Regions from separate parts of the Mus musculus genome. Here region 1 is linked to region 2. The links are chromatin loops, found by intact Hi-C in ENCODE. Cell type or tissue: left cerebral cortex. All regions are shown on one strand. Links, peaks and the distances in the headings refer to the core of each region. The heading gives the core; the rest is flanking DNA.

Evidence for each region. Hi-C counts contacts between places; a loop is a spot of excess contacts. Peaks named below come from ENCODE experiments on the same cell type or tissue, not always from the same donor. Only the 100,000 strongest peaks of a DNase experiment are listed, where the experiment ranks them.
Region 1: a loop joins it to region 2, with 2.2 times the contacts of the local background. A loop is called at or near these places in 8 of 42 quality-filtered maps.

The regions. Positions count from the first base shown.
Region 1 is chr10:82,896,296-82,907,908 of GRCm38, forward strand. Txnrd1 (thioredoxin reductase 1) reads left to right here. Exons shown (of 15, transcript NM_001042513.1): 15 at 1-1,429. Among named protein-coding and RNA genes, the nearest start is that of Gm33781, 33 kb to the right of the region's middle. In left cerebral cortex, for the core only: a CTCF peak has its summit at 5,366 (motif pointing left); DNase peaks (open chromatin) are centred at 4,548 and 5,362.
Region 2 is chr10:83,538,398-83,550,010 of GRCm38, forward strand. It overlaps Washc4 (WASH complex subunit 4), which reads left to right and starts at 5,544. Exons shown (of 33, transcript NM_001033375.2): 1 at 5,544-5,705; 2 at 8,388-8,527; 3 at 11,065-11,118; 4 at 11,202-11,267. The coding sequence starts at 5,645. In left cerebral cortex, for the core only: a CTCF peak has its summit at 5,835; DNase peaks (open chromatin) are centred at 4,174, 5,529 and 5,828; H3K4me3 peaks cover 1,667 bases; H3K27ac peaks cover 1,782 bases.

The DNA of each region.
Region 1 (11,613 bases), core at 2,060-10,059, 640 kb before region 2:
CACTGGCCTCAAGCCCAAGTGGTGGGCAGTGACAGAAGAGCTGCCGGGTCTGTTGAGCTCAACCTTTTCCTGTAGATTGTCTTAGTCTCACTTTCAAGCTGTCTAATGTCAATTCTGTTTTTCTTTTTTCCTCCATGGGGTTAATGATACTAGAGATAGGGAATATTAGCAATCAGTTTTTGTCATGGCTGGTCCATCTGCAACAGTCTTTACTGTGTGGAAGTGGGTGAGATGGCTTATGAGAGCCAAACCAATTTATCCCCAGAAAGACGAATTACCCTGTGACTAAAATACACTGTCTGCTTTTACTAACTGGTGTAGCATTGTCTCCTTTAATAAGTCTTGTGTCCAAAACGAGAAAAACCATTGGCCACTTTTGCAAGTTTCCTGCAGTGTGCTTAGCAAGGGAGGTGGCGACTTGGCTAATCTACTTGAACTGCATCGCATGGCTCTTGGGTAGCTTAGAGCATCGCAGGGTAGAGGCAGACCAGCAGTGAGTGTCTCTCCTGGTACAATTATTGTCTGGTTCTCAGTGGAAAACGCTTAATTTGCTTTAAACTTGGTGTTTTTGTGAGGTGGATTTAGTCTTAAGCTGTGTCCCATAAGAACTACATTCACAGGCAAGTGGCTCTTCCTCCACACAGCCTATACATCTTCTGAGGTAATTACTTTCATAAGGAAGCTGTTCATAACGTAAGTTATTATTATTATTGAACACAGGTGGATGTGAAGGATTTTTCATTGAAAAACCAAATGGTTTTTCTTTTTTTCTGTTCAGTGAGCCCACAGGAACTCTGTCAGGACAGCCAGTACTCTGCCGGCATGGCTGCTGGGGCGTTTACGGTGTAGTTTAGCTCCTAGGTTACATGACCGTGAACATGCTGGCTGAGGACTACACAAACCAGGTTTCCCACCATACACGGCCTGGCCCTGCAGCTTCTTTTCTTGCCCTCCCCTTTGCCTGTCCCCACCTGCAGTACTGAGTGGCGTTTCACAGTACCCTTCTGGGCCACCTCAGGGAAGGGATTTGCCTGGTGTCCAGCCAGCAGCACCCACCCTGCCCCACGAGGCTCCCTCACACCTGCCCCCCCGTCCTTGTGTTGAAGACAGTGGGAAGAGGAGAAAGGACCAGGGAAACCAAGGGAGTTGACTGTTCAGTTTTATTTATTTATTTTTTAAGTTTTTTTTTCCTTTCAAGTCTGCCAGTCTCTGAGATCAGAACAACAGACAGTGTAGGGTAACTAATCATGTGATTCTCTTAGTGGAATGAAATGTTCTACCCCCACAAGAAGGAGTATACGTCATTGTTCATATTCTGTAATCGCACAATGTATTGTAATGCAAATTCCAATTCCATGTATTTTTATTACAATTTTTCTGGAAAAAAATGTGAACCAATAAAAGATGTTGATGCACACGCGTGCCTTCTGACTGAGTGGTGCTCTGGGCTTCTTTGACACCGCACAGGGCTGAGTCAGGCTTTGTATTGAAGGCTGAAGTCTTGTCGTCTCATACCTCTGGCGCCATGCGATTGCCCGGGCAGCATCAGCTGAGGGTATCCGTACAGGCTGGCGGTTCTTCAGTTCTGACTGGTCCTTCAACCCTGGTCTTCCGGGAAGCAAAGCCATCCACACCGTGAAGTCACCTTCTGGGTGTCCCAGCAACGTGTGCATGGAGAGCTGGTGCGTCTCGCTCCAGGTGGCCGTGAGGGTGTGCGGTCTTCCTGTCCACCCACCTAATATTTCCCCAGACCCTGGAAATGTAATCTCTGTGATTTCAGCCGCGCCTACCACAGTGTTGACGTCACAGACTCTTTGCTTGCGTGTACGAGCCGAGCCGCAGTAGCACCAGTCATTAAGCAGAAGCCCCACCCTGTCTTCCCAAAATGCATTTGCTTTTTACCCTGAGCAGCTGCAGGCTACCATCAGTAACAGCCCCGCCAGTGCTCCTAAAGCCAGGCACAGGGCTGGACACACACAGCTGGCTTATCCTCACAGTGCCCTGACAGCCCCCTGACAGGAGGTGGGAGTCACTTTTTTCAGGATTTTAGCCAGTTTTTCAGGATTTTAGCCAGTTTTTGGATACCAGGTTGGAGGCCAGAATCGAGCCTTTGGCACCAAAACTCAGCCTCAGTTCCCTTGTTACACCTTGACAGGCAGGTGTAACTTTAATTTTTTTTAATCTTTATTTGTTTATTTATTTATTTATTTATTTATTTATTTTTTCAAGACAAGGTTTCTCTGTGTAGCCATGGCTGTCCTGGAACCCACTTTGTAGGCAAGGCAGGCCTCGAACTCAGAAATCCGTCTGCCTCTGCCTCCCGAGTGCTGGGATTAAAGGCGTGAGCCACCACCGCCCGGCTCTTCATCTTTATTTTTAATGATGGTTCTTAAACATTATAACCTCCCTTTTAGCCTATCACCCACTAGAGGTAGTGGGAAAGAAAGGATAGGGGCGAAGTGGACCTGTTTAGAAAGGTTCTGTGTTGTCTGGAAGTCAGCAGGCAGCGACAGCTCATCCACTCGGAAACACTTCCCAGACAACACCAGCAGTCCAGACAAATCAGTATCAAAGTCAGGAGAGCAAACACAAATCAGCATTGGTGGTACGACCTAGCAGAAACAGCCAGGCCTCAGCCTTAGCACAAGTTAGCAGGAGGGACCAGGAAGGACCCCAGAAGACTCTGAGATCCACTAGCCCTCTCTGTAAGCAAGCCTAGCTCCGCCTCCTAGCTCCTCCTGTCCTCGGAGTCCTATTTATACTCCCTCCTCCTGTCCACGGAGTCCTATTTATACTCCCTCCAAACAAACATCACATGCCCTCCTCGGATCTTACTTCAGCATTCGTGTCTGTCTCAGCTGATATCCCTCTGCCAATCAGCCTGATTCCTCGGAAGCAGCAAAAAAACTGCAGCACACCACCAGAACTTTTTTGGTGTGTTCCTCTCTATAGGCTCCTGACAAATGCAGCTCAACTATGCCATGTAAGGCAGACCAACACATGTGCGTCATTAGCAAAGAACCCTTCATCATTTGTCTTTTCACGTGCTTTAGCAGAACATCCTCTCCTGTGTCTGCGTCAGCTAAATGTTGTCTGCCTTAGCCATTCACACCTGTGTCCACTTCATGTGTTTGCCCCAGCAAAACACCATCCAACCGACTTTCCAGAGAACCCTTCCGTTTCCACTTCATCTTTGAGTGGCAGTGCTGTGAAGGGGGTGGGGGGAGCAGCCTGGAGGACAGGAGCACTGATACACATACAGGGAGTGCTCACTATTGCCTGGGCTGAGGGTCACACTTCCGCCTCACCCCAATCCCTGCCCTGGGTGTCTTAGTTTGGGTTTCATTGCTGTGAAGAGACACCATGACCAATTCAATTCTTATAAAGGAAAACATTGAATTGGGGCTGGCTTCTGGTTTCAGAAGTTCAATCCCTTATCATGGGGAGCATGGCAGTGTTCTGGCAAGCATGGTGCTGGAGGAGCTCAGGGTTCTGCATCTTGATCCAAAGGCAGCAGAAGGAGACTGACTGGTTGTAGCTTGCACATACATAGGAAATCTCAAAACCTGCCCGCACAGTGACACACTTCCGCCAAACAAGGCCACGCCCACTTCAGCAAGGCCACACCTCCGAATAGTGCCACTCCCCATGAGCCTATTGGGGGTCATTTTCATTCAAACCACCACACTGGGGAATTGCTGGTTAGTGTTTCTTGTCAAGTGGACACAAACTAGAGTCACGTGGGGAGCGAGAGGACCACTGAGGAACTGCCCTGTTCAGACTGGTCTGTGGGTTTGTCAGTGGGGCAGTGCCCAGACAAATGATTGATGTCGGATGGCCCGGCCCACTGTGGGAGGTGCCATCCCTGGGCTGGCAGCTCTTGTGTAAGGAAGTCAGTAAACAGCGTTCCTTATGGCGCAGGTTCTCAACCTTCCTAAGGCTGCAACCCTGTAACATAGTTAGTTCCTCATGTTATGGTGACCTCCAACCACAGAGAGCCATCGCTCTACAGTCTCTGCTTCAGTTCCTGTCTGTAGGTCCCTGTGCTGACGTCACTCGGTAACCGATTGTTACCTGCGAGTGTAAGTTGAAGTAAGCCTTTCCTCCCCGTTAGTTTTAGTCAGCATTTTATCACAGCAACAAAAGAGCAAACTAGGGCAGTAAGTGACAGGCAGCCAGCTAGCTTTGGGCACATTGTGTTTCCACCTCATTCCTGACCTAGACCACCTGGGGCTGAACCCCAGCTCTGCCTCCCGGTGGACAGCCACTGATGGAGACTCTGCTTAGTGTCACTGTTCCCTCAGGTCCCTCATCTGTAAAATGTGAGCTCATACTTTGCAAGCTGGCAGACAGATCCACCTTTTGTTCAGTAATGAGCCGGAAGCTGAAAGACTGAAGTGTTGTACCAGGGCCCCACTCTTACCCTCTCCACCCGGCTTTTCAAAGGTGCTTGAATTCGCCAATGCTCCCTGCCAACCAACTCTCATGGAGGAATTTTACACTTTCTTGGGACTGAGAAAGCACGCTGTGACATACCGTAGATTGTAATGCTCCCTCCCCTTGTTTCCATGGCAACTGCCCCTTTCCGACTTTCCCTGCATCTCTTGCTGATTTATATTGCCTGTATCAATTCTTCCAACATCCCTTCAGACTATTCTGATCAAATTGCATAACAACCCAATACGTGTTACTGTGTGCCTACTCCTTTGATCTTCAGAGGGTCCGGTAGGAGTGGGGGCTCAGCAGGGTCTGCCAGTGAGGAGAGAAAGTGGGTATCAGGGGGTTCTCAGTCACCCATGAGCATTGTTTTGTTTTTTGTTTTTCGAGACAGGGTTTCTCTGTGTAGTCCTGGCTGTCCTGGAACTCACTTTGTAGACCAGGCTGGCCTCAAAATCAGAAATCTGCCTGCCTTCGCCTCCCGAGTGCTGGGATTAAAGGTGTGCGCCACTACGCCAGGCTATCCATGAGCATTGTTAATGTTGCTAAGATAGCGGCAGCTGGGTCATCCCAACCACTAAGTACCACGAACAAAAGCCCAGCATTTGCCAAAATGCTTATTTAAAAAAAAAATGCTTCTGAAGGTGAAGGCACAAACCTGAGTAAAGAAGCACAATGACCCGCTCTTTCACTGCCTACACCGAAGGCTCTCAGCCTGGAGCCAGTTGGATCTGGTTCCCAGACAGCTGAAGATAGGGTGCTGAAAGATGGCAGTTCAGAAATACAAACGTGCTGGAGAGTGAAGACTTCCGAGTAGGCCTGAGGGGCTATGGAGAGAAGCACTGCGCAAGAGAACCTGGAGGCGCTCCATCACACGCTGGAGCTCCACAGGCACAGGGGACCCCTGCGCCTGAGATGGTCTGCCCCCTGCTGTCTGCCCTAGGAACAGCAGGCTAGCTCCTACCAGACTACCAGCGAGTTTTATAAGGACAGACATTTGAATGAACAGGGACCCAGAGCCACTAATCCATGGTCAGATGACTTGCTAGAACTGAGCCCTCATCTTGTCACCCCCAGACATCTCTCAAAGGTCCCACCAAGGTATGGGCAAGATGGCTCAGCTGGTAACTGCACCCACCGCCAAGCCTGCTGACCGCGGGAGGGAAGTAAAGATCTAACACCTTGAAGCCATTCTCTGAACTCCTTCACACACTTACCTCCCTCTGCACAAACACACAATAACTAATTAATTATTAAAAATGCCAATGTCGGGCTGGTAAGATGGCTCAGCGGGTAAGAGCACCCGACTTCTCTTCTGAAGGTCCTGAGTTCAAGTCCCAGCAACCACATGGTGGCTCACAACCATCCTTAAGGAGATCTGACTGGTGTGTCTGAAGACAGCTACAGTGTACTTACATATAATAAATAAATATTTTTTTAAAAAAAACCCTCACCCAATGTTTTTTAAAAAAATGCCAATGTCCCACAATTCCACTTTGTTTCTTTTTTCTTTTTTATTATTTTTAAATTAATCTTTGCATTTGTTTGCATTTCAAATGATATCCCACTTCCCCATTACCCCTCCTCAACCCCCCCTCCCACATCTGCCCTTTCCTCCCTCCCCTTTGTCTCTATGAGGGTGCTCCCCCACCTGCCCACCCATCCACTCCTGCCCCACCACTCCAGCCTCCCCCTACGCTGGGGCACCAAGCCTCCACAGGACCAAGGGCCTCTCCTCCAACTGATGCCAGATAAGGCCATCCTCTGCTACATATGTATCTGGAGCCATGGATCCCTCTCTACACTCCTTGGTTGGTGGTCTAGTCCCTGGGAGCACTGGGTGGTCTGGCCAGTTAATGTTGTTTTTCCTGTGGGGTCGCAAAATCCCCCTGTGTTCCCGCTTTGTTACTTTTACCCCACTAACATATACATGTATGTGTACACATAAACACATATTTATATAGTGATATATGTGTGCACACACACACACACACACACACACCCCGCATGCAAGTAGTTCTTTGTGAATTCTGGTCCACACAAGCCATGGTGCATGTGTGCTATAGCACACATGTGAAGGTCAGAGGACAACTTTGGGTTCTACCTTGTTTGACAGCAGGGTTTCCTGTGATCTGCCATTGTGAACACCAAGATAACTGGCCCTTGAGCTTCCCGATACTCTCCTGCCTCAGCCACACATCTTGCCATAGGCGTTCTGGAATTACAGGTATGTACTGCTATGCATGCTTAGCTTTGAAGTGGGCTCTAAGAACACATATCTTCATGCTTGCATGATAAGCCTTTCACTACTGAGCCATTTCCCCAGCTTGGGGACGAAATTCTATCTGCGCTTCAGAGGTAGCCGTGTCCACCTGTGACAGTACATCCAGAGATGGCCGCTCCATGGTCGCGGCTTCTGGATCCACACAGATGCATGGATAACGTCGTGCATGCGCCATTCCAGCTTTTGCTCTCTTGAAGGAGCTCCTTTAGTACTTTCTAAACAGTTGGTCGGTTGTTGACTGTTTTCCAGAGTCTGTTGGGCCAGCCGTGAAAGGCTCCATTACATAGGGGGCTTCTGGAACTTTCCGTCTCCCCACCTCTGAGTGGAAAGCAATTCTGACCTGGCAGTTATTTTTGGCAAACACCAGCTGCCCTCAGAAGAAGCCCTCAGTGCAGAATGAGGCCAGTTGCTGGAGTCTGTGGGTGAAGCTATAAACTGCGGACCCCAGGCAGCTCCGGCAAGGTCTGTTTCCTTCTCTCTTCCTTCCCACTTCCTCTCTTCCAAGCTTCCACTAACAGCCAGGGGTTGTGTGCTTCCCTGGGTCTGTGGGGACTGTGGGGCACAGGTCTGTGTGGTTGCCTCTCTAACACGCTGTTCTGTCTCCGCAGACCTGAGCTGCTGGCCTCTCCTGAGCACCCTGCTGTGGCTGACACACACAACCTTTCCCCGTTCCCACACTGCCTCTTCCAGGAGGCCTGTGTCCTGCACGAGAGATTGGCTTTCTGTGGGAGCTGTGGGTATCCAATCTGAGGTTTGTTGGTTGCCTGTGGGTTTGTCCCTTCATTTACCATACAAAATAAATCTCATGGGAGGTCCAAGCAAGGCTAGTTGGGTACTTGCCCACTTAGGTTATGAAGGAGCAGGGTGCCCAGGCCACTGTGGCAGACAAGCCATTTCAGGCCACCAATAAAAACACCACTGAAGCTCTTGTTGACCAACCTTCTGTCCAACCCCTGGGTCTTCCGTGCTGGCTTTGGTGGTGCAGAAGATTCTGGGTGTTGGTTCTCTATGTTGCCCTGGTCCATTCTGGCACGGCAGGGAAAGCTGTGATATTCTTGTCTTCAGCACCCGGCAGGGACAGGCTCAGCATCCCGCAGGCTTCATCCTTTGTTATCTCAGTAGCTCTGGCTCATATGTGCTCCTTACCCAGGGGAACACGGAGCCCTACAAAGAACAAGCCACTGCCTGGGATCACCTAGCCTGTCAAAGGTCAAGTCAAGACTCAGACACAGATCCAGTTTCCCTCTGGAGTAGGTGACTTTGTCCTTTTCCTGTGCCCACCTTCTCTGTTCCCTTAAGCCATTGTCCCTTGCAGGGAGCTGACACTTTCTAGGGTCTACTCCCCCATAAATCTGAATGGTGACTGTTCAGGAAACAGCAGTCTGGGTCTCTCTCTCTCTCTCTCTCTCTCTCTCTCTCTCTCTGTTGTATGGGTGAATTCTGTGTGTGTGTGTGTGATGTGTGTGTTATATGTGGGTGTGTTATGTGTATGTTGTGTGTTATGTGTATGTAGGTGTGTTATGAGTGTGTGTGTGTTGTGTGGGTAGGTGCTGGGTGTATGTGCTGCATGTGTTTGTGTGTTTGTGTGTGTTCCAGGCTACTGAGCACCTGAAGGAGAGAAAATGAGCCTGTGAATCCCACTGGGTCTGCAGACAAAGGGGCTGTCTTGTTAGCTCTCTAAAGAGGATGGTGATGGGGGCTGGAGAGATGGTTCATGGGTTATGAGCACCGGCTGCTCTTCCAAATGGACCTGGGTTCAGTTCCCAGCCCCCACATGGCAGCTCACAACTGTCTGCAATCCAGCTCCAAGTGATTTGATGCCCTCACACAGACATACATGCAGGCAAAACACCAACACACATAAAATAAAAATAAATTATTAACAAAACCAAAAGGATGGTGATCAGGATGAGCTAGACACCGGCTCTGAGTCCAGCACGCTCTGGTTCCCGCCTCTCTCTCAGGTCAAAGGCTTGAAGGCTGAGCCATTTTGTGTGTGGACATTCTGCTTCCTAGTTTGTGACCCAGCCAGCAGGAAGAATGCAGCTGGGAGGGTCTTACTCAGCACAAGTCTGGAGATGAGGGTGTGAGGCAGGTCTGGGCACTGATGGACAACGCGGACCAAAAGGACACTTAGTCTCCCCACAAGAGCCACTGCCCCCCTCAAGTAGCAAGGTATGCATTAGTGTAGTTGTAGGTGGAGCCTAGAGGACCAAAGGGGCCACTGGCCCATATTGTCTCTACAGAAATGAATGGACACACATAAAGGGGACATTTGTAAGGGTTAGACAGTGGTGATCTGCAGCCTGCTCCACCTTCCTCGTCCCCAAATGCCCTCCCTTGACCTCTAGATTTGTCAGAAACCACTGTCTGCAAACTGTGCGGCCACCTGCAGCTTCAGGTCACTGTGTGGGTTACTCTCAGCCTCTCTACTATGGTTTTAGATTTCTGTCTGTCTCCACTATAACTCCAGCTGACATCACCGAGCACTCTGTACCCAGGTGTTGGTCTAGACAGCTTCCCAGCAGCAACTCGTGTTAAAGTCTCACAATAATCCCTTGTGGCAAAGCCTGTGAGTATGTGTGTTGAGTGTGTGTGTGTGTATTGTATGCACAAGTGTGTGTATATGTGTGACTGTGTGTATATGAGTGTGTGTATTTGTGTATATGAGTGTGTATATGGATGTGAGTGTGTGTGTATATGAGTGTATATGTCAGTGTATGAGTGTGTATATATGTATGTGAATGTGTATATGTATGTAAGTATGTGTGAGTGTGCATATTTGAGTGTGTGTTGAGTGTGTGCATTGCATACACACATGTGTGTGTGCATGTGTATAAGTGTGTATATGAGTGTGTATATATGTGTGTAAGTGTCTACATGTGTGTGAAGGACAGATGTTGGCTGTCTTTCTGTCTGCATCATATGTGTTCTTGTGAGTCACACTCTGAAGCTCAGCCATTCAGGGAGACTGGCTGACTAGCATACACCAGGATGCCCGTGCCTCCACCCTGGCCCTGCAGATGTGCACCTCAGAATGTGGATTTTATTCGGGTACCAGGGATCCAGACTTAGCCAGACATTTGTGCAGCAAATGTACTTTACCCACTGTGCCATCCCCCCAATCCTGATCCTGTATTATTCTTAATTAATTTTATTGATTGATTGATTGTGTGTGCAAGTGTGTGCTGGGCACGTGTGCAAGCATATCACAGTGCATGCATGGATGTCAGAGGACATTGCAAGAGCTGATTCTCTCCTTCCACCATGTGAGTCCCGGGGATTGAACTCGGGTCATCCGGCTTTGTGGCAGGCGCCTTTACCTGCTGAGCCACATCACTGACCCTGCTCCTGTAAACAAACTGAGATAGAAGATGTCAAAATAGCTTGTCCAAGCTTTACCCACAGCAGGTAACCCACAGAGCTGGGATTTGACTTTAGGCCGACTGTGCCCAGAGCCCATTCTTCTCACACCTGGACTCACACACCTTCTATCATGTTCCGTGTGCAGGACAGTCATGCACAGGGCCAGCCCATGGTGTGCCGTGAGAAACTCTACAGACAAAAGCATGACTGATTGGAAAGTCGTCCCAGGCCGTGTGCCTATCTGCAGGCAGCCAGGGCGAGGAGCTCTACTCTGCGTAGGGTCTTTCTGAAAGTCAGGATGAGGGAGTTGTTTGGAAATCCTGAAGACCGGGTGACAGCCACTTGACTTGGCTATATCTCCTCCCTGTCTTCCTTCGTTTCTTCTAGCTCTAGATACGTATTGAGCATCTAACACATCGAGGTGGATGTTAAGGCTGTAATGCAAGACAGGGTTGTGCCCTCCAGGTTATCACCTAACAGGGAAACCAGAGAGGAAGCAGTAATGACACAGAGATGAGATGCCTCTGGTAGAGGGAACCATGCCTGGCTTTAGCACAGAAAGTCCCAAATTCCAAGAATGCCCTTGTGTCCTGGCAAAAAACAACCGGTTTGTTAACTCAGTGGCTGAAGGGGAAAAGCTAAAAGGGTGTATTACAGCTGGAAAGTGGTTGCCTTGCATGTGTGCAGTCCTAGGTTCTCTCTCTCTCTCTCTCTCTCTCTCTCTCTCTCTCTCTCTCTCTCAGACACACACACACACACACACACACACACACACAACTTAATTTTCCTAATTGAATGAAAGTGAGGACATGACCACTCCTAGGTGTGGTTGACGAGAAGGATTTTATTGCAGATATGAAGGAGAGTATAGTCAGAGGCATCTGCAAGAGTCCAGACTGAATATGGCCAATAGAACAGACCAGGCTCTGAGAGGAGAGAGAAAGAGAGATGGGGAGAGCAAGAGACGGAGACCAAGATCTCCAGCTGTGCCAGGGCAGAAAGGTCTTCTTTCCTCCATCGAATGGCTTCTGTGCCTCTCAGAACTTAGCTGCGAGCATGGAAGCATAGGCCTTTAATCCCAGTGTAGGGTGGGTGGGGGGTAGATCTCTGTGATTTGGAGGTCTGCCTTGTCTACACAGTGAGTTCCAGGCCAGCCAGGGCTGCATATGAGACCCTGACTCAAGCAAACAAACACCCTGCTGAGTGTATTTGTGGGTCCCCTTTTGGGTTCAAGCTCCCATCCCATTGATCTCTAAGTCTCTTGCTTTGCCAGCCTCGCACACATTCGACCACTTGGGCTTTGTAATGACTCTTGAAATAGGGAAACAGAGTTCTCTGGCTTTGTTCTTTTCAAAGTTGTCTGAGTTATTCTGGCTTCCGTTCCTTTCCATATAAAGTTTAGAATAGTCTTATTCACCGCCAAACACTTCTTGCTGGCAGCTTAACAAAGAATCAACATTTTTACGACGATGAACCTGCCAATCATGAGTATGAGGTGTCTCTTTATGTATTTATAGCTTCTTGAA
Region 2 (11,613 bases), core at 2,361-10,360:
ATTTTTTTTTTTTTTTTGTGGGTGCTAGGGATTGGAACTTGGGTTCTCAGATCTGCTCAGTAAACTTTCTTAGCCAGGTAGCCATCTTCCCAGCCCAGACAAATCTGGGCAGCTGGTGAGATAATGTACACCTGTGATCCCAGCATTCCAGAGGCAGAGGCAGGAGCATGGCTGGAAATGCAAGGACAGCCATCTTCAGCTTCATGCCAAGGCGTGTGGTGGTCAGAGGGCAGAGCTCTCCTTGCAGCATGAGGGTCCGAGGCATCGAAGTGTCAGGCTCCACCGATGCTTTTACTCACTGAGACATCTTGATGGGCCAAATACAGACTTTCTGAGGTACAGAAAATATTTATTCCCACAATAACTTTAAGAATTTTAGAATAAAGTTCTATGTGTCAAACTGTCCTCATTCATCGGCTTGTTTTGACTGATTAACTTTTGACCACTTTGCCTATGTGGTCAAAATTAATAAATTATGCTGAATATTCCATTTTATTGTACATGAGAATTATGTAATTCTTACGAATCTCATTGCTATTAACTGCTTTCTAACTTGTACTTGCATATATATGTATATATATTCAGTTATTGCTGCTTAAAATTGTTCAAAATTGTTCAATAGATAATGTTATATGGGGTTGAAGAAATGGCTCAAGCAGTTAAGGGCACTGGCTGCTTGTCTTAGTTAGGGTTTCATTGCTGTGAAGAGACACCATGACCAAGGCAGCTCTTATAAAGGGTAACAGTTAATTGGGACTAACTTAAAAGGGGTGGGGGTGGGGATGAGATTGAAGCTCAATATAGTCGGATCACTCGATGCTAATAGAACATGGAGTTTTCTCTTTGTAAATAATAAGGCTGTGTACTTGCTTTTCAGAAGATTATATTTTAAAAATTCATGTCTGTGTGCGCAGGTGCCTGCCAGAAGAGGGCGTTTTATCCCCTGAACCAGAGTTAGGGTTTTGTGAGCTGCTGGTCATGGGTGCTGGGAATTGAGCTTGGGTCCTCTGGTAGAGCAGCAGGCATCCCTAACCTCAGGGCCATCCACTAGCCCTTATGTTGTACTCCTATGATATGCTCCTACCAAGCTCACGTAGACACCTGGGCTAGCAAAGGAGCTGAGGCAGTAGGTACTTAAAAGAGGCAGGGCCACTGGGCGTGGTGGCACACGCCTTTAATCCCAGCACTGGGGAGGCAGAGGCGGGCAGATTTCTGAGTTTGAGGCCAGCCTGGTCTACAGAGTGAGTTCCAGGATAGTCAGGGCTACACAGAGGAAACCCTGTTTCAAAAAAACAAAGCAAAGCAAAACAAAACAAAAGAGGCAGGGCCAAGTGGAGAATGTCGAGATCTTGGGGTGAGATGGAATTCCTGCAATTGGATTTTTTTGGAGACAGCAGGATATTAAAAAGCAAGGTCACTTTGTGTGCTTGGCCCTCTCTGCATAAGAAAGGTTCCCTTTCTGCTTGTCTGCCAGGTTGGGACATAGCTAGAGAGTCTTCAAAGGATGTCAGAGCCTTGCTGTTTGGATCTCCCAGACACTAGAACTGTGAGCCCAAATAAACCCCAGAGCCAAGTATTCTGTTTAGAGTCGTACAAAATAAGCTTAGGAACACTGTAAGATCCAAAGCTATTCCATTTTGCCTGTTATTGATCTCACTGCATATATACATTTAAATAATTAAATAAAGGTCTCTTGGGAAAAAAAAAATTGTCATCAGTAACCCAAACTGCTCCTAACCCCATTTTTTCCTCTTCATTTTTACTAACAGAGTGCATAGACCAGACATTTCTGTTGGATCTTGTTTTCTTTGATGCAATGGCTCTCTTGTGGCCCACAGTGATTGGAGACAGCGCACTAGAGCATATCTACTGGCAGATTGCCAGCAGTGGGGAGCATGACAGAGGCCTCAGCTGCTGTGTGAGCTCCTCTGCAGGCACTGGAGTCTATGCCTCTCGTGAACACTAAGACAGGCCATTCCTGGGACATGCCCGTAGAGCTAAATATATTTCTTAAAAGATAAATAACAAAGAAACCTGATACCTTCTTAGTATTTTAAAACTAAAAGCAAGACAGTGTGTACTCTTTAAATAAAGATTTTTTTTTATCATTCCCAGCAGCCTTCAAGGCAGTTCCAGGAAGTCTCTGAGCATGTTTTAAGTCAATCTCTACAACAAGAATTTCACTGAAGCTGGAGGATTAAGTGGGGTAGACAGAGGGGAGAGAGAGCAGCCAGCCAGGCATAGGTCATGTTGAATAGCTAATGAAAAGTCCTGAATTTTTTTCTTTCACTCACTGTTACAGTTATAAAATAATGAAATGGAAAAAGGCAGAAAACCAAGCCATCAAAAGTCATACAACCCAAGTGTAACAACTCAATATTGCCAATCCACATTAAAACCAAGGTGAGAGATTTTGCAGAGAATACTATTCTGGGGGCCAGACAAGCAGGAAACGGTCATAGTAAACCCCAGACATGTTTTAAGAGGTTAAGACAAGGGGAGGGCTTTAAACGTGAGAGTATGGAAGGTTACATCCGTTTTATGAAACTGCTTTTCCTGGCCACAGTGATTGTAACAAAGGCTCCATCAGTTCATGACTGGAGAGCCCCTCATTAGGTTCTTTAGAAATTCTTCCCCGAGAAGTTTGCAGAGCTCTCTGTGCAAACCTTGGAACCTGGCAGAATAGTTTGGATGATTATTATTAGGCAATCATGGGTATAGAACCTTTCCTTTATGACCTCCTGGCTTTTGATTTTTTTATAGGGTTTACAGTAGTACAAAATAATTATTTTAACATTTTACTTATCTATGTACAACTCAGGGTGTGAATGTGGAGGTCAGAAAGCAACCTTCAGGAGTCAGTCCTGAGGATTGAACTCAAGTTATCAGGCTTGGTGGCAAGCATCTTTACCTGGTAGGCCATCCTACCCTCCTGAGACTCCATTTTGATCCTGACAACTTTTGCATTTTATTTACAACTTCAGAGTCATTTAAAAATAAGATTGACCTTTGACTGACTTAGAACAAGAAGATGAGAAACAGAAGACATTGCCATGGTACCCAGCCTTGCATAAGTGGGTCGTATCGTATCGCTCTTTACTAAGTCATGGATCTCATACAGGGTGGGAAGCAGGTTTTGGAGTGAAGTACCCAAAATTCAGTTGTGGATTCAATGATGTTCACTAGATGCCCATGTAAAGTTCCTGTGGAAATGTGCAGTTGACATAGCATGGAATTATAGAGTTACATTTAAAGGCCATATCAAACTTTGGTGATAAAGGTTTTCTTAGACTCTTGGCTTTCCTCCAAATATATTTCTGCCAAGTCTTTTCTTTTTACAAGTCATCATGTTCTGAATTGTCCACTTTTCAACTTTTCCCCAGATTTTATTTGTTTGGATTTTGTTAGAAAAAAAAAAAAGGAGCATTTTCTAATTTCTTTGCAATGCCAGGTATGGTGGCACATGCCTGTAAACCCAGCACTTAGTAACTGGAGGCAGGAAGATCTGAAGTTCAAGGTCAGCCTAAGCTACATAGTGAGTTCAAAGTTAGTCTGGGCCACGACAACAAAAACCCTCTTGTTATAGATTATGCAATGAGCACAAGATACGTGCTAGCTATTAATAAAGCATTACTTCTTTTATTTAGATTTCTAAATGTAAGCATCTAAGTCATAAAATATTACAAAAGGAATTTTGAAATAAACTTTAAAAAAAACCCTGCCATAATAATTAATTTCTAACTCAAAAGCCTGGGAGGATGTCACTGTGAGATGCTTGCTAATGACCAAGTGGATCAGTGATGCAATCACCATCATGGCTGTTCCCTCTGCTACATAAAGCCACTTTTATGATGACAGCCATTGGCTTCTGTATCGTTGTCTCCTCCACTTCCAGGCTAAGTGATCTCTAGAGAGTTGCTTCTTCTTAGCTCAGGGCATCCGTGGAGCACGTGACCTACACTAAGCCAATGGGTCCACCCCTCCTGATATTTGGGTTTCTGAGATTGGCTGGAAAGTGTGCTCAAGTAAAGAAAGGCTAATCACTGCTGGCAAGACTTGATTCTGGGACTTTTGTTCGAGTTATCAGTTCAGCGTGCTCTTTTTCTCTCGTGGGCTAGATTTAGTCTTGTGATAATGTGGGCCCGAAGCTGCCAACAGCTACCATATGGAACCTAAAGAAGGCTGCCAGAACTGCATGCTACAGAAACTGAAAATTCCAATAGGCCACCCTGAAGCCAGAGACACACTAAGTCCACATGTGTTTGTCAGCTGTCACTGTAACAAACACTTTTGTTAGAAAAAAAAAGCATTTTCTAATTTCTTTGCAATGCCAGGCATGGTGACACATGCCTGTATTCCCAGCACTTAGGAAAGCACTTTACAAAGTAAAGATGTTCATTTGTGGCTCAGATCTGTAGAGGTTTCCCTCCATAGCCTTGTCACAGGCCCAGGAGCAGCAGGGACTCTCAGCTACGATAATGAGATCTTGTCTCAAAATAAAACCAAGCCCAAACCTTAGCATCTCAGAACATGCTCTTCAAGAGAACATTCTATATTGATTTGTGGTACTTTATATAATGCAAATAACTTTAAAACTCTGCTTGAAAAAGACTCAGCTAATAGACACAAGAAAAATTTAAGAGCCACTTTGTATTAATGAGCACCTACCCGTTTTCAAGTAATCCAGTCTTCTTTAATGAGATTTGAATTCTTCCTATGCATTTGCAAACACATGAGCATAAATAAACGTTTACGTCGATTGTAGATGTTACAGCAAATATGCATTGTTCTAAAATCGACTCCTCTCCTTTTTTTTTTTTTCTTTTTTTTCTTTAATGCCATTTGAGACCTATTTCATTTTGTAGCTTTCTAGGAGTTCAGAGTATGGATGTCTTAAATTTTACATTATGATTTTTTTTTTGATGCTATTTAGACTGCTTCGTAGAAGTACATACTAAAAACTGCCCTGATAGAAAGCGTTTTGTGTAAACGTTAGGATAGATGTAGAACTCAGGGTAACACAGTTCCCACCCCACCTTCTTAAAAGCAAGGAAAGAAAGAATAGTGATCTATGTAAAGCAAACCCAGTAGTGAGATTGCTTGGTGGCGTTCTTAAAGTCATTACTTTTTTACACACACAGGTCTTTTCTCAACAAATAATCTGCACAGGAAGTGCAAGGGGATCAAGGAATCGCGAGGGTAAAGACAGAAAGGGAGCTGGTGAGACAGGCATCTTGGTCCAAGGGCTCGGGCAGTGTCCAGGTGAAGGACCGGGTCTTGCGTTGGGCCCCACCCGGTTATTTCCATTCTTTCCAGGTTAGACTGAGGGAGTAATCCCCTAGGATATAAAAAAAAAAGAGCCTCGAGGAACGGAATGTGCCCTGAGAACAGTCGTGAACGGCAGCGAGACCAGGAAAGGATGCAGGATGCCAACGGCAGCCATCACTATGGCGGCCGCGCCGGGAGCAGGCGGTCGACTCGCTTTCCCAGCGGCTCCCGCGGTCCGCAGGGCCGAGAGTCCACTGGCTCTGGCGTGCGGGGGCGGGGCCGAAGCCGGAAGTCACGTGCCGTGACAGCGGCTGGGGTGAGGCCCGCGTCGCGGCTGTGGCTGCTCGGGGCTGTGTCTGTGGGAGGTTCCGCGGCGATGGCCGTGGACACTCTGTCGCCCGACTGGGACTTCGACCGCGTGGACGACGGCTCTCAGAGTAAGCCCCGGCATCGGGCGAGGCGGGCCGGGCGGCGCTGCGGACGGAGGGCGGCGCGGTGCGGCGCCGCGCTGCGCAGCCGCCCTCTCGGGACCCTCCCGCTGGGTGGGACTGGGGCGCTCTGCGTGACCGTGTGGTCGCGTCTGGCCGTGCACTCGCACCCTGCGTCCCTCCCGGAATCGGTGACGGGCCAGCGGTGCCATCGCTGGGGAGCCCCGCGCGAGGCCATCCTCCCGGGTTGTCCATCCCGTCCCAGGGTTTGCCCCAGATGCTCAGCCTTCAGTTCTAGAAGAGTCTGGGTTCCCGTTTCGGTTTCCTGTTTTTCTTTGCTTCTCAAGCCAACTTTTGAAGTTTGGATTCACGTTCTTAGAACCACAGAGACAGCTAAAAACAGCTCTTTCTGGCCTTAAAAAAAAAATCAACCAACATAGGAATATCTTATTCCTTCTCGGCCCTTTATTGATTTTTAAATAGCTGAAAAGGTTTTTAAATCTATTTTAACTTTTTAAAAAATCAGATCTGCTTCGCAGTTGCCTCATGACGTCAAGTCCAAGTTTATGTTTAAAATCACTTCCAACCCCAAAAGCCTCATAGTTTGTTTCAGCATAAATGGACAACCCAAACTAATTAGAGACACTCTGGAGGTTGATTTGTTTGTTTGTTTGTTTGTTTGTTTTTTCTGTGTGATAGAAGATATATTGGGGCGAGTTGCCCAAGAAATTTTTAAATGCATACCTTTCCCAAAAGTAGGAATGCCTTTAAAAATAAAGTACAGCTGCATTATGAATTATTTTACAGAGATACTAGACCATGTACAGATTCCTATGTAACTGTGTTTTGCCTTTACATCTAGTTGAACTATGTTCAGGGTGCTGGGCAGATCTTAAGATATTGGTCTTAGTCAGCATAAAGAAAAATCTAGATGGAAGGATAGTAACCACCCCTTCTCCTCCCCCCCCCCCCCCCCATTGTGCGCTGAGGTCCCTACTTTAGTTTAATCTAACCAAAGTTGGAATGAAGGTATACTGGGTTTCAGCTTTAAGTGGAATGAATGATCAGTTATTTAGACATAATCAGTTTTTTAGATGCTCAGGACTGGGGAAAGGAGTGGAAACAGGACGTGGGTGAGGACACAATATAAAAACCATGTATGTATGAAAATGCCATGGTGAAACTCATAATGTTGTTTACTAACTTTAAAAAGTAGTAGGAAAACTACAAGAAATGCAGTTTGTTGGGAGGGGGAGTATGTTATGCACAGAGGGCCACTGGTTCTTAGTCTCTTCTTGTACTTTAAGAACTTTTATGAGTTCATAGCTACTTGTTATCTTACTGGCAAGGAATTTAGTGTTGCTGTCGTTTACCCAGGTCTAACCAGGTGATCTCTTAGCATGTCTTTCAAGTACAGTCTTTAAGAACCCATTTGCTGGTCAAAGGATGCTTTGGTCATTTCCCATGTAATAGAGTAAGACATTAACACGGGGTTGTTAGCAGTAGGTAAGAGGTCTCTCTGTGCCTGGCTTTCATTAATTTTGGGGCTGTGAATCATATCTAGACTAATTGTTTTCCAAAATTATCTAAGTGAGTGCTGTAATGAGACAGGCGTCTTAGTGAACTGAATTGATGCCCCTGATTCACAAACTCAGTTCAAAATAAAGGACAGATGTCTAGTCTATATTTCATGCAGTGTGAGTCAGAACATAGTTTATTTCATGACAGCTCCAAACTTCAAATTTGAAGGAAAAAGCATTTTTTTTTTAGAAGACAAAGATTGAGTAAAGTTATACACATCAGTAAAAGAAATGAATTGGAATTGAATTTTTGGAATAAGTAATAATTCTTAGGTATAAGATGAAATACTTTATAATTTCACTGAATAGGCATATGAAAATCCAGCTATTTCTGGTGGTTCTAAACTTAAAGTTACCTATTAATATGTAAATTCTGTAAATCCCAGCTATCTTTTTTTTTTTTAAATATTGTTTTATTTTACATGTGTGCACAGAGTCTACAGAGGCCTGAAGGTGGTGTTGGATCCCGTGGATCTAGAGTTAACTGCCACATGGGTGCTGGGTACCAAACCCCTGTCCTCTGGAAGAGCAGCTAGAGCTCTTAGTAGGCAAGCCCTCTCCCCATCCTCCCTCAGCCAGCCAGTCTGTTTTATCTGCTTTTTATATCTTGATTATAATAGCTAAAGAATTGAACAAGTAAAGCATTTGGTAAGCGGAGCATTACTGAAATGATAATACGATGTAGTAGATTGAAAACCTCCATGAAGAAAGATTTGGATGTATTCACAACATTTGACTGTGTATAGAATTAGCCACCTTTTAAAGTTTGCTCTGTAACAACACAGTTTGTCCCTGCTCCCGGAGTTGATTGTCTTCGCAACATAGCTGTGTGTGACTCAAAAGGATAGTGTAGTATCTGGACCCAGAGTTGTCTGAGGCATGGTTAGAAGCCCAGATGCTAAGGTATGGGGCTGCAGCCTTTCAAGTACTTGCACATATTTGAAGAAGATTCAAAGCTGAATGACTTTCTAACTTTGGAACTTAATTTCCGAGAAGTGAGGTATTCCCTAGTAATAATTAACAGTGTTTTACTGCAGTTTTTGAGATTACTTGAAGCTAGTATTCTGCCGTTTATTACTTGTAATTGTAACACACTGTTTTAAAAATGTAGAAATTCATGCTGAAGTCCAGCTGAAGAACTACGGGAGGTTCCTTGAGGAGTACACATCTCAGCTGAGAAGAATTGAGGACGCCCTAGATGATTTGATTGGCGATGTTTGGGATTTCAATCTTGATCCTATAGCATTAAAGGTCTGAATTTATTTCATTAAAAATGTATATGAATATATGTTTATTTTAGGGCATACTACCTCTTGTGATGTTTGGGATTTCAATCTTGATCCTATAGCATTAAAGGTCTGAATTTATTTCATTAAAAATGTATATGAATATGTTTATTTTAGGGCATACTACCTCTTGTGATGTTTGAGATTTCAATCTTGATCCTATAGCATTAAAGGTCTGAATTTATTTCATTAAAAATGTATATGAATATATGTTTATTTTAGGGCATACTACCTCTTGTGTTAAAAGTAGACAATATGCTTTCATTTAAAATCTAAGAGTGAATGAAATTGGTAACTTCCCCCACCTTGTTAAGCTACATAGTTTTTAAAATTTGTTTTCTGAAAGAATGATAAAAACTTAAGATATAGTAGCACAAACTCCACAAAAATGACCATTGTTTTATACATAGTCAAATATATAGATTTTTAAGGATGTCGCAATGAATTTTGCTGAATTACAGAGCTCATCTACCTCATATTCAAATGAAGATATAAAATATTTCTTTCATTCACCAATAGTACCTTTTGACTTGAATGAACTTGGGGGGTCTTAATGTGGGAAAGATTTTTTTTTTCTTGATAGGGTTATTTTGTGTAGCCCTGGCTGTCCTGGAACTCACTCTGTAGACCAGGCTGGCCTCGAACTCAGAGACCTGCCTACCTCTGCCTCCCAAGTGCTGGGACTAAAGGTGTGCACTGCCACTGCCTGGAGTGGGAGCGCCTTTTTCATGTGTCCTTCAGCTTCTTGAATGCTAAGAGGTACAGGTGTGCACCATAATGCGTGGCTTTAGTTCACCCATGTGTATCGCACAGCTTAGTGGTTTTAAAAAAGTATATTCTCAGAACTCATTGTCCATTGCCATCATCCATTTACAACATTTTCACCTAAAAAGGAAATCCTGTACCCAAATCAAGTCACTGCCCTCCTTGCCCCCTCTACAAGCATCCCCTAGACACAGGCCACCGTCAGTTACTGTATGTCTCTGTGGATTTGTCTCTGTTAGATGTTTTCTATACGTGAGATCATGTGTTATGTGAGTGTTCCTGCTTGGTGTTTGACTTAATCATGTTTTTACAGCTCATCTGTGGTGTAGCCAGTGTTATTACATGCATATTTTTTAAACTGATGCATGGTGTTCTGTTATATGGAATACTCTTGCCAAATAGTTATCCATTCACTGGGGATAGACATTTAGGTTTTCCACTTTTGGCTGTTGGAAATTATGCTGCTTATGTGTCTGAAGTTTTTATGTAGTCATGCGTACACACACACACACACACACACTCACACTCACACTCAGAAGTAGAATTATTGCGTCCTCTGGTAACTGTGTGTAACTTTCTGAGGATTTTATTTTACACATACTTTGGCATGGTGTGTGTGGAGAGAGAGTACAACCTGTTGGAGTTGGTTCTTTTCTTCTGGATGGGTTCTGGGCATTGAACTCAGATCATCTGGCTTGGTGGCAAGTGCCTTTTCCCATTGAACCATTTTGCTGGCCCCTTTCTCATCTTCCAGACTATTTCCTGATGTGGTTGCACTATTTTACTATCCCTAACAGTAATATATAGGAGTTTAGGTTTCTCTACATTATTACCAACATTAAAGATCATAGCCATCCTTGTGAATGTGACATGAAACTTCTTGGTTTTGTGAAAGATTTGAATTATCTCAGCTTTTCTCTTCTACCGATAGAAGCTTTCAAAGCTCTCTCTGTCCTCATATACAGCCATTTCCCTCCCCACTTACTCTGGGATCTGTCTTTAGTCCCTTTATTGGGCAATTATTTTGTGTTCCTGTTCTACAAGAGTCATAGACTCAGATATTTCTCTATAGAATTTCTCTATATATCTCTATATATTTCTATATATTTCAGATATATAGAATTTCTCTATAGAAATTACAAAGTAAATGGGAGAAGTAATTTTTAACTTATATACTTTATTGTTAATATGTAACTAAAAGAAAGGCCTGTTTTTCACGTAATAGAAAATTAGTTTTAGATGATAATCAGAAAAGCGTTATGAGCAAGATAGAAATGAACTGATTTAGATGATAAAATGCCAACACTGTATTTTGTTTCTGAGCATTGAGTTTATTCTTTTCTCCAGTGCTCTGCTTTGTGATAACTCCAGTTTGGCTCTTTTAGTTACAGTAGTTTATTAAGTATATGTTTACATATCAACTTCCAAACTGATGGAGCTCACTGTTAGTATGTTTTTAGTGTTTTCACACTGTTGTCCTAGAGCATGGCTAGAACCATCATTGTGCTGTGAGTATTGTGTTGTGTTGAAGGTGTTTCTTCTTGAGTGTATTGTACTCTCCTTACTTTTTTGAGATTATCTTAAACATAATAGTTGAGATGATGGTAATGCTGAATATAGTCTCACACAAGTTAAATTAATTAATTTAATCCCATGTATTTAGAATTTCAGTGTTTTTTTGTTTTGTTTTGTTTTTTCCCCCAAGTTAAGAACTGCTCTTTCTCTTTGCTTCTGTAGCTTCTGCCCTATGAGCAGTCTTCCCTTTTGGAACTCATAAAGACTGAAAACAAGGTATGTGCCCCTTACCTAAAGTCACTTAGAAGCTACTCTTACTGGTTATAATGCACTCTTTCTGTTTTCACTGACAAAACCAGGTCCTGAACAAAGTCATCACTGTTTATGCGGCACTTTGTTGCGAGATCAAGAAATTAAAATATGAGGTAATGGTTTACATTCTTTAAGATCATCTAAAAGTAAGGGTAGGTGTAGTGTGCAATAAATTCTGACCACTGAATGATAGTAATGCTAGCAGTCCTAATAGTCCTGTGACCCCAGCATTCACTACGTGCATTGGTAACACTGAGATGACAAGGCAGGTGAGGAAAAGGTGAAGAAATTAGGGCTTCAGCAGGTGTCACTGATAGTGTGCACACCTCCAGAGTGGGCAGTGATCTGCTTTGTGGAACTTTCCATATGTGTTTGGAACCACTGAACTTTGGTGGATATTAGTAGACTTCATTTCTCTCCCTTTTATATTCTATAACTGCTGACTGATGTGGGAAGATG